Linked DNA regions of Homo sapiens: region 2 is linked to region 1. The links are chromatin loops, found by intact Hi-C in ENCODE. Cell type or tissue: psoas muscle. All regions are shown on one strand. Each heading gives the region's core, and the rest is flanking DNA. Links, peaks and the distances in the headings are about the cores only.

Region 1 (5,375 bases), core at 215-5,214:
TGGGGGTGGGGAGTGTATACGTCTAGTCTATTTTGTCCTATCTTTAATCCAGTGATGATTTCAACTCAGGCTGAAATGACATCGCTTATCTTTGTAGCAGGAGCCAGAGAAGAACAACATGAGGGAGGATTTGGCCTGGGCACTGGCAGCCACTGCCCTCTGCCACCTCCACTACTCGCTCTGGCCTTGAGCTCTTTGCCCAGCAAGGGGACTGGCCCTGCTGAACTGTGCACACTTGTCCCTGTCCACCTTCCAGTCCAGAGGTTGCAGCCTCAACCATGGCCATGGTACAGAGGTCTCTCCTCCCCAGCTGCCCTTGGGAGTAACGCACCTCCCTGGTGGTTGGCAACATGTGGCCTACCACCAGGCATAGGGTAGAACATGCAAGGAAGAAGAGATGGTGTGATTAGAGTCCCAACCTTTTATCCAGCAAGCAGAAGATTTCTCTGCTCTTAGTTCATTCGGAGCTGAGCCTCTGTCCCCAAAAGACAAATCTGGCCCTATCTCCCCCATCACTGCCTCCTAATCCCTCTGAGAACATTTTCTACCAACGAATTTCTGGAACACATCAACTCAGACTGTTAGGCTTTTTGTTTTGTCTTCCAGAAGTTTTGGAATTCTGGAAGGCAGAGGAAGAATCTTAGTTGAAATAATCACTGGATTAAATATAGGACAAAATAGACTTGATGTATGTGCACCCCACCCACAAGGAGATTACACTGTAAATCAGTAAGACTCAGAGACTCGGGATCCTTTTCTCCCTGCCTTCCTCACTAACCAACCTTAACCTGGGAGGACACCAGACTTTGAGACTCTGGTGGCTTAGGGAGTTTAACATTGCTAAGGGCCTGCTCCTAACCTTGAAGTCAGTGTCCTGAGCCAGGGATCCATTGAGAAAGCCCAAGTGCGGAGTAGAATAAACAGTCGTTGGATCTAGAATGGTCTTGCTAAATATACTACAAAGCAGCTACCTTACCATGTGCAGAAGCAGCAGCGTCCACCCTTTAAGAGAAGACGGGTCAGCTGGGACCATGTGCTATTTTAGCCCTGTTGAAACTAGGAATGGATGTGGTGGGAGAAGTGGGCAGTGGCTTACGTGCCTTTTGATCTGAGTGAAGATGTTTGTTAAGATGTGTTTACCGCAGTAGGCTGGCCAAGGCTCAATCTGACTTTTGTACTTTCTCCAGCTGTCACTGGGGCCAAGTAGGCCCTCTCTGTGGCCTGCCAGGCCTAGGCCAGATTGGATAAGCTTTTTTTTTTTTTTTTTTTTTAAGACAGAGTCTCATTCTTTCACCCAAGCTGGAGTGCAGTGGCACGATCTCTGCTCACTGCAGCCTCCACTTCTCAGGTTCAAGCGATTCTTGTGCCTCAGCCACCCGAGTAGCTGGGACTACAGGCTCCTGCCCTCACGCCTGGCTAATTTTTGTATTTTTAGTAGAGATGGGGTTTTGCCATGTTGGCCAAGCTGGTCTCCAACTCCTGGCCTCAAGTGATCTGCCCACCTCGGCCTCCCAAAGTGTTGGGATTACAGGCGTAAGCCACTGCGCCCGGCCCACAGATAAGCCTTTTTATAAAGCATTCCAAGAACAGTGCCCCTGATTTTGAACCTAGCTCAACACCTGCCTCTCAAGGTTAATGAGCTTTTCTGTTTCTTTCTCCTCCATCCTTGCTTTATTACTGTGTACACGTGGCAGCTTCCTGGTCCCTCACAATGGTGACTAAGAGCAAGGACTCTGATGTGAGACTGACAGTCTCCTGTTCTGGCTCCAGCATTTCCTAGTTAAGTTATTTTAGACAACTTAATATCTGAAAACCTCAGTTTTGTCACCTCTAAATTGGATATAATCATAATACCTAAATTATGAAGTATTGTGTGCAACAAACAAGACAAAATGTCCGTAAAATATTTAACACAGTTGATGGCACATTGTCAGCTCTAAAGGAATGTGAACTGAGATAACAGTTTTCTCCCTAGTTATCTCTTCCTCCTACTCTTCCATCGATCTTTCTCTTTGAATGTGCAAGTCTCAGGAGTAAGGGTTCTTCTATCATTTTCTTGTCTCTGGGAGAAGAGATAATGGAATGATGGAATGAAAGGAGGCAAATACTGTGTCCACCCTTCCCACCTACCATCATCCAGGTTAGTTTCAGGGATCCGGATATAGGCATAAGTAATTGACTATCAGCCTGGACTTTCCCATACGGTCCCTAAATATCCAGCCAGGTGTTCGGACTACCAGTTTCCACATTGCACCACGGCCCCTCTCTGTGGGTGGACACTGTGAGTCACAAAATGAGTGACTTGCTTCAGATTCCGGCGACCCCCTGACAGGCAGCCCAAGCTGCACATCGGCTTCAGGCTCCCCGAGAGCCCAGCCCAGGAAGTCTCGGCTTTCTTTTTGTTTGGTTTCCCTCCGAGCGCCAGCTCCTAGGAAGGGCACGTCTGCCACCTGCTGGCTGTAGGCAGCATGGCACCCGGCTGTCCCTCAGGCTCCAGCTGGAGCCAGGATGCGCAATGCTGGCCCAGGTGCAGGTCCTGGAGGGCCCTTCCTTGCTGGACCCCGAGGAAGGATGTCCCTCAAAGTCTTCTGCCCACTTCTTAGGACATGGCCCACCCTGTTCGGCTCAAAGAGAAGAATTCGTAGGGAATCTCCAAAGGACTGGGTGGAGACAGGTCTAGACAGACAGGCCCTGCCCTGAGAAAGGCAAGGCAGGGAGCAAAGACCAGGACCAAGGCCCAGATGACTGGGGGTGATGAGGGCGAGATTGAAGAAGGGGTAACCTTTGTCCTTGAAGTCTTAGTGTATTAGTCCATTCTCATGCTGCTAATAAAGACATACCCAAGACTGGGTAATTTATAAAGAAAAAGAGGTTTAATAGACTCACAGTTCCACATGGCTGGGGAGGCCTCACAATCATGGCAGAAGGTGAAAGACACGTCTTACATGGTGGCAGGCAAAACAGTGTATGCAGGGGAACTGCGCATTATAAAACCATCAGATCTCCTGAGACTTAATCACTATCATGAGAACAGCACAGGAAAAACACACCCCCATGATTCAATTACCTCCCACATGGTCCCTCCTATGACACATGGGAATTATGGGAGCTACAATTCAAGATGAGATTTGGGTAGGGACACAGCCAAACCATATTAGGGTCCCCTCATGGCACCTCTCTGGCACTCAACCCCAGAGGTACCCATTTCTGGCAATCCTTCACCCTAAGCCCAGGAGCACCCCTAAGGCCTAAGCTGCCCTTCCTCTGCCAGGCCTCCCCACTGCCAACCCCCACCCTCAGCCCCAAACAGAACACCTGTCCCATCTCACTGCCTGCAGAAACAGGGTGTGGGGGAGGTGGTTAGCCAGGAAGTCATTAGACAGAGGCACAGTCCCCGATAACAAATGACCTCTCTTCCTTTTTTTGCATTCCTTTCCCCTCACCAACATGTTATTTTGTAATTTTTTAAACCTACAGAAAAGTGGGAAGAATAATGCAATGAATATTCTTCATCCAGATAGATGCCACAATTGTTAACATGTCGTTATGGTTGCTGTGTCTCTCATTCTCCTGTGTGTATAGTTGTTTTGTTTGTTTGTTTGCTGAATCATTTGCAAGTAAATTGTAGACATCACTCTACCTCACCACGCATCTCTCTCTTTTGTTTTTTTCTTAGATGGAGTCTCGCTCTGTAGCCCAGGCTGGAGTGCAGTGGCACAATCTTGGCTCGCTGCAAGCTCTGCCTCCTGGGCTCACCCCATTCTCCTGCCTCAGCCTCCCGAGTAGCTAGGACTACAGGCCCCCGCTGCCACATCCAGCTAATTTTTTGTACTTTTAGTGGAGACGGGGTTTCACTGTTAGCCAGGATGGTCTTGATCTCCTGACCTTGTGATCCACCCACCTCGGCCTCCCAAAGTGCTGGGATTACAGGCGTGAGCCACCACGCCCAGCCAGCGTCTCTTAAGAATAAGTACATTTTCCTACAGAACTACAATACCATTGTTTACTCTCAAGAAAGTCAACATTGACACAATAATATTGTCTAATATGTCTATATTCAAATTTCCCACTTGTTTCAGTATCTTAGTCCATTTTGTGTTGCTACAAAGGAATACCTGAGGCTGGGTGATGTATTTTTTTTAAAAAAGAGGTTTATTTGGCTTGGATTTCTGAGGACTGGAAAGTCCAGGATTGGGCAGCTGCTTTTGGCAAGGGCCTCAAGCTGCCTCCACTCATGGCAAAAGGGAAAGGGGAGCCAATGTACAGAGATCACATGGCAAGAGGGGAAGCAAGAGGGAGGGATGGAAGTGCCAGGCTCTTTTTAACAACCAGCTCTCCTAGGAACTAATAGAGTGAAACCTTGCTTACCCTGAGGGTGAGTACTAATCCATTTGTAATGGATCCACCCCTATGCCCCAACATTGAGGCCCCACCTCCAACATTGGGGATCAAATTTCAGCACGAGGTTTGGAGAGGACAAATATCCAAGTCAGCCCAAACCACAGCACTCAATGTCCTTTTTGCCATTGTTTTTAAATCCAGGATCCAATTAAGAGTCACACACTGCATTTCGTTGCCATGTCCTTTACTAAAAATACAGTCCTCCCATCTTTTTTTGTCTTTTATGGTGTTGATGTTTTTCTGGAGGCTAGGCTAGGTGTTTTGTAGAATGCCCTGCAATTTGAATCTCACAATTTGGATCTGTCATGTTCCTCATGAGTAAATTCAGGGTAACTATTTTTGCCAAGAGTACTATCTGTTGATATTTTACATCCTCAGTACATCATATCAGGATGCATTATTTCTTTTTATTTTTCTTTCCTAATTTATCATCTACCTAATTCCCAAAATCATGTAAGGAAGCCTACAGTAAAACAGAAAATTAGAAATTCTGCAGAGGGTAGAAGCAGCAAATATACCAAACTGCCTAGCTTGATGTATCTCATTGATCTCAGCTTTCTGGCGGCCAAGACCCAAAGGGAAAGCTGTCTAGTGGTAGAACTCGCATTTCTTTAAATCAGGGTTCAGCAAACTTTGTAAAATGTCAGATAGTAAATGTTTGGGGTTATACTTTCTCTCTACAAAAGCAGCCATAAACAAACAGGCATGGTTGTTTTCCAATAAAACTTTATTTACAAAAACAAAACTGCTAGGCTTGGCCCAAGGGCCCTTATTTGCTGACCCCTGATTAAAGTGGAAGAGAGCATACTCCAGTTATTAAATGAGTAATACTTTCTTTTTCAGGTTGAGTACTGCATATTAAAGGAAATATTTATGTCATTATTTATTTATTCAGCAAATCTTTTTGAGGAATGCCATGTGCCAAGCTCTATGCTAGGTATTGGGTAATACATCAATGACAAAACAGACAAAAT
Region 2 (5,375 bases), core at 64-5,063, 120 kb before region 1:
TCTAATCCTCAATTTACCTGCATGTTAAATGGGCTTAATTATGGTACAAACTTGGAAGGCTGTTTGAGGATTAGATGGATTAAACATCAAAGAATGTATCTTAGTGCCTGGACCTAAGAAACACTTAATACATTTTAACTGTTTCTCCATTATTAGGGCTATTTTTATTGAATTATCATCATTATGATTACAATTCCAAGGTCTGTTCACTTAGCCAAGTGACCTTGGAGAGGTTACTTTCCTTTCTCAGCCCTGGTCCCCTCAGCAGTCAAATATAGAATTAAATGGAAATATTGTAAAATAGATGGGGAGGCATATTTTATGCACTCAATGCATGTTAGTTCTCTTCCCCTAATTTTTGTTGTCTTTCTTTCCTCTTGTGGAGAGACAGATCCTTCGTTTCTTCTTGCAGCATTCTTTATAAATCTGAAGGAAGCATGCTTAGCCCCTTCATTTCAAGTCAGGATTGAAAGATCTACCCCAGTTGAGAAGAGCAAGCTTTCTGCGCCCTGGCACCAGGTCGACTTCCCTCAGGAGTTGCCTCTGCTGGGCAGTTTCCACAAGGCCCCTCTGAGTTTTTTGTTTTTGTCTTGTTGACTCTTAAACATCTCTTCCTCTCCCTCTCTGTATTCCAGAAAGTATTTGTGGGGAGCAGCTTAGTCGATTCAGGACTTCATTCTCAAAAGTTCCCATATAGGACTCCAACTTCCAAGGGGGTGAGACCCACAGCCCATGTACTGTGCAACTGGGAAATTATGTGTTTCTGTGATTTCTGCAGTCAGAAGCCCCCAAGCCACATTTATCCATTTACAGTTTGCTGATATTCTGAGATGCCTCAGGTTTTCACTGAGTTTATTAAATTGCTGGGTGGCTTGGAATTAGCACCTCCCCCAACTGCACTGACTCTCGTAAACCAATAGCTAAAAATCTGCCTTCCAGAAGGGTGACCAACTCATCCAGACTTGTCTGGGAGTTTCTGCCCTTGTGCACTGAAAGTCCATGTCCTGGAAGTCCCCTCAGTCCTGGGCAAGCTAGGACAGTTGGCCACCCTACCTTTTGGCGCAGTCAAATTATCTTCCCTTTCAGTGGATGATGCAACAAAAGAAAATGGAAATTGTGAGGTTTCTCTACCGAAAAGGAATGGGGACACCCAAAGAGACCCTGGGCTCCCTGTTCTGAGGACTGGGACTTAAATAGCCTCTCCTCCCTCAGAGAGCAGGAGGCAGCTCCTTCCTACAAGGGATTCTGTAGAAAGCACTAGACAATATGAATGGTGTGATGGGGTGAACAGTTTGACTTCTTATAGAGTATGAGAATCCCTTTTCTTCCACCCCTCACCTCTCCTTTGGGTCTCACATGAGACCCCGGGGGGCAGAGCAGTACCCATCATAAATCCAAAGAGAATGTTGGTGTCTCTTTATTTTATTTTATTTTATTTATTTATTTATTTATTTTTGAGATGGAGTCTCGCTCTGTCGCCCAGGCTGGAGTCCAGTGGCACGAGCTCGGCTCACTGCAACCTCCATCTCCCAGGTTCAAGAGATTCTCTTGCATCAGCCTCCCGAGTAGCTGGAATTACAGGCACCTGCCACCACACCCAGCTAATTTTTGTATTTTTTAGTAGAGACGGGATTTCACTGTGTTGGCCAGGCTGTTCTCGAACTCCTGACCTCAGGTGATCCAACCGCCTCGGCCTCCCAAAGTGGATTACAGGCGTGAGCCACCGTGTCCAGCTGTCTTTGGGTTTAAGAGTCATAAATACTACAGTTTCTTAGAGAAACAGCATATGCCATTCTACTAAATATGAAAAAAAGAAAAAGAAACTCTTGAGAATAAGTTAAATATAAGCAAGGCACCCACAACACTGATGCCAAGTTCCTGGTGTAACTGATGCTCCTGTGGACGTTAGCTTTTAAATGAATGAGCAAGCGGGCAAAGGACGTACAGTAGCTAATGGTTCCCGAGTACTCGGTGCATACCAGGCTCTGTGCTGACCACTCACAGGCCTCGTCTCATTTGCTCCCAGCAACCACCTAGGAGGCAGCTACTGTTATTAGAGGGATGTCACAGATTAAAACACGAGTTTCACAGATGTTGAAGTAACTGATCTAAGGTTGTGCAACAAGTGAGTGGCCAGACAAGACTTGGACCCTGGTCATCAGGAGACAGAGCCACGCTTTTGCCCACTGTGGGGCACTGTCTGCCTGTCTTGTCTTCCCTGGCACGGCATAATCAACCTCACCAACTGTCCCACAGATTTTTACCATGTTCTCCTGAAAATTACTTCAAAGGTGCTTTGCTCAGAATGACCCCAAGCAGACACTGCTATTAATGACAGCTGGGGCGCACACACATGCATGCATGTGCACACACATGTGCGCGTGCACACATACACACACGCCACTGCTAATGAACACAAAGAGACTCAAGTAGAATTGTTATTAAACCTGCAGCTTTGCTTTTAGCCTTGAGCTTGCCAGGCACTTGTCTCAGTGACTTCTGGCCAGAAGTTGGGCGAGGCAGTCTAAATTTGGAGTGATCATAGAAGGTGGTGATGAAGGTGCTGGAGCTTGGAAGGCAGGGCCATGAGGGAGGCAGAAGGCTCTGTGTGGGTTGTGGCTCCTGCCCATAACTCCTCAAGGCTTCGGGAAAGGTAGAACCATTGAGTGCAGGCCTTGGGAACAGTGAAGGGGCCAAAGACAGCTCGCATCCCCAGAAGCAGATGTGCAGGACTGGGTGAGGTGGAAGCTGGGAACCAGAAGCCAGGAGGTGGGCTCTGGACTCCAAGGCTAAGCTGGGAGGGAAAACTGTGGAACTGGGAGAAGAAGTCAAGTTCACCTAAATGCATCAGGGGAAGACTGCTCCAAGTAGTGTCTGGGTCATGCATATTCTTGCAGTCCCTGAGCTTCTAGCCACATATTTTCAAAGGCCCAGACTCTTCTAGCTCAGGGCTCTGAGCGGAAGGAGAGCTGAAGCTGGAACAGCTAAACCCTAAAGAGTCTAAATGTCACTGCTGGAAACTCAGGAGCTGAAAAGAATATGATTCTGCCTCAAAGGCCCTTTGAGTTCCTCCCCTTTCTCTCTCCACTACCTCAGTTTCCCTCCTTGCCCCTTCCCATCCCTCCTCCCTCTCCCCCAGCCAAAGAACATCAGCCAGTTTATTTGGGGCTTGCCAGCTCTCAGAACGGGTGTGACCCAGAGGTATGAAGCTGGAAGATACAACTTCCTCAATGTTCTCCTCTAACTGGAAGTGAGAACTGGGGGAAGACGCTCCCAGTGGTGTGTGGTTGAGTGTTGGAAGGTACTTCTTGGGGACACTCACTTGCAGCTCTAACTTGCTAGATTCCTCCATGAGCTGGAAGTGCCTTTATTTACCTTTAAGGCAGATTCTTCCTCAGTGGCACAGGGTAGACTGCCCTGTGATTTCATACTTGTGACTGGGGCCTGTTCTATGAAATTCTGGGAAAAGTTTTCATCAACTTTTCCACCAACAAGTCAGAGCAGGGTCTGGCTGACTGTTACCGCCTCTTTCTCCAAAAGGGAGGGAACGTGTCATTTTGAAAACATGATCTTCACAAGGTAACGCATTAGGCTGCAAATCTGGACTTTTTTCTCCCCCTCCCCATCTACCTTTTTTTCCCTTGCTAATTGGCAGAAAATTAATGAACAAGGTACTGATGGAGCAGATGCTTCTTGTGGAAAAAGGCAGAATTGGAGTTTTTCTTACCTTCCTTTTTTTTTTTTTTTTTGAACACATCAAGAAGGTAGTAACATGTGGCAGGTCAGAAATTAAGAGAAGGTAACAGTACAGACTGTAAAGAACACAAAGGAGTTGGGGATGTGTGTTTGTGTGTGTGTGTGTGTAAGTGTGTGTGTGTGTTTTCTCTTTTGTTTCAACTTCCTTGCATCTTTTTTTTTTTTTTTTTTTTTTTAGCTCATATTCGGCTGCAGCTCATAATTAGCAGCTAGGCCTCTGGGACCTAATTAACCAATTTAATTAACAAAAAAAGCACACAAGTCACCCTGACATTTGTCAGCCATTAGGAGGGATGTCAGACTGGCAGTTTCAGCTGACACATTAATGGTGATTAGCTCATTTGTGACTCACTTTTACTCCAGGATCCTCCTAGAGAGGCAGCCTCTGAGCCACACTGCCCAGAGCTGTGGGGTCAGGAGCTTGACCTTCAAAGGTCAATAGAAAGCCCCCTCCTAGCTCTCCTATTGGGTCAAGGGGCCCCATCCAAACCTTTGTGAAGATGTGTCTATACTGCTCCCAAGTTTCCGCTGAAGTCCCTTTGGAAAAGCCCAACACTCTTGGCTATTTCTCCAGGGAATGAGAATTCAGCAAAGCCTTCTTTATAAGGGAAGAAGCTTTTTAAATTTTATTATCATTGTTATATTTGGCCTGTTGGTTCCCATATTTACTTCCTGCACTTGGCAGGGTTGCTGTAGTCAGCTCCACCAGGCGGTTTCTTCATTCAGGCACTGCCTTTGTTCTTGGAGTTGATTAATTCCACTATCTTATATGATGCAGACAGGTATTTATATAGTGCCTTGACTATCTTTGCCTCTGATCTCTCTTAATTTAACTCCACTTTCCCAGAAGCCTCAATTTACTAATAAGCCAGGAATCCTGTGTAAATAAAAAAAAGCTCAGGTGCATAGGTTGACAGATAAAGGGAAAGGTGGTGAGGTCCTAAAATGCCAGAGCCCTGGTAATATGTCTCCCAGTGTCTTCCTCCCCTTTGCCTTAGTCAGTCCCCAAGGAAGTTTCCAAGGGCCTGGTTTGCTGGCCTGAGGAAATATAAGCACCAAGCATCATTTAGAGGTTGTGCTTGGCTGCATGTAACAGAAAGCTCAAGAACAACTCACTTAAACACATGGGAATTTATTGTTCTCACCTGACGAGGTCTCAAGGCAGGCAGGCAGGACTGGGACTGGTACAGCTGCTCCATGACTTCATAATACCTCCAGCTCCCTCTGTCCTTCTTTCCCACTGGCCTTAGCATGTACGGGATTTCTCTCTGTGGTTGCAAGATGGCAGTTCTTATGCTTCCAGGTATCATGATTGCATTCCAGGAAGGAAGAAGAGGGCTTAGAAAAAGAAAAGACCTTTGTGAAATCTGCTTTAAAAACAAAATCGAGGAAATAACAGCTTTCCAGGAAGACTTACCCAGCAAATACCCATTTTCATTGACCAGAACTATGTCATGTGGCTATCCCAACTACAAAGGATGCTAGAAATTGGGTTATTCTTGGATGAATACATTGTGGTCATGAACAAAACTGGGATTCTCTTGGTAAGGAAGAAGGGAAGGACAGCTATAGGCCAACTAGCAACGTGTGCCGCATCCATGGATTGAGTTCCTACTGGG

What was found. Peaks named below come from ENCODE experiments on the same cell type or tissue, not always from the same donor. Only the 100,000 strongest peaks of a DNase experiment are listed, where the experiment ranks them.
Region 2: it touches region 1 in a loop (3-fold over the local background); 14 of 110 quality-filtered maps call a loop at or near these places.

What each region holds. Positions count from the first base shown.
Region 1 is chr10:113,561,192-113,566,566 of GRCh38, forward strand. The region is part of intron 1 of HABP2 (hyaluronan binding protein 2); the gene reads left to right. Among named protein-coding and RNA genes, the nearest start is that of HABP2, 11 kb to the left of the region's middle. In psoas muscle, for the core only: a CTCF peak has its summit at 2,466 (motif pointing left); a DNase peak (open chromatin) is centred at 2,440; H3K4me3 peaks cover 406 bases; H3K27ac peaks cover 1,521 bases.
Region 2 is chr10:113,439,278-113,444,652 of GRCh38, forward strand. No RefSeq gene overlaps it. Among named protein-coding and RNA genes, the nearest start is that of HABP2, 110 kb to the right of the region's middle. In psoas muscle, for the core only: a CTCF peak has its summit at 2,203; no DNase peak of the experiment used is centred there.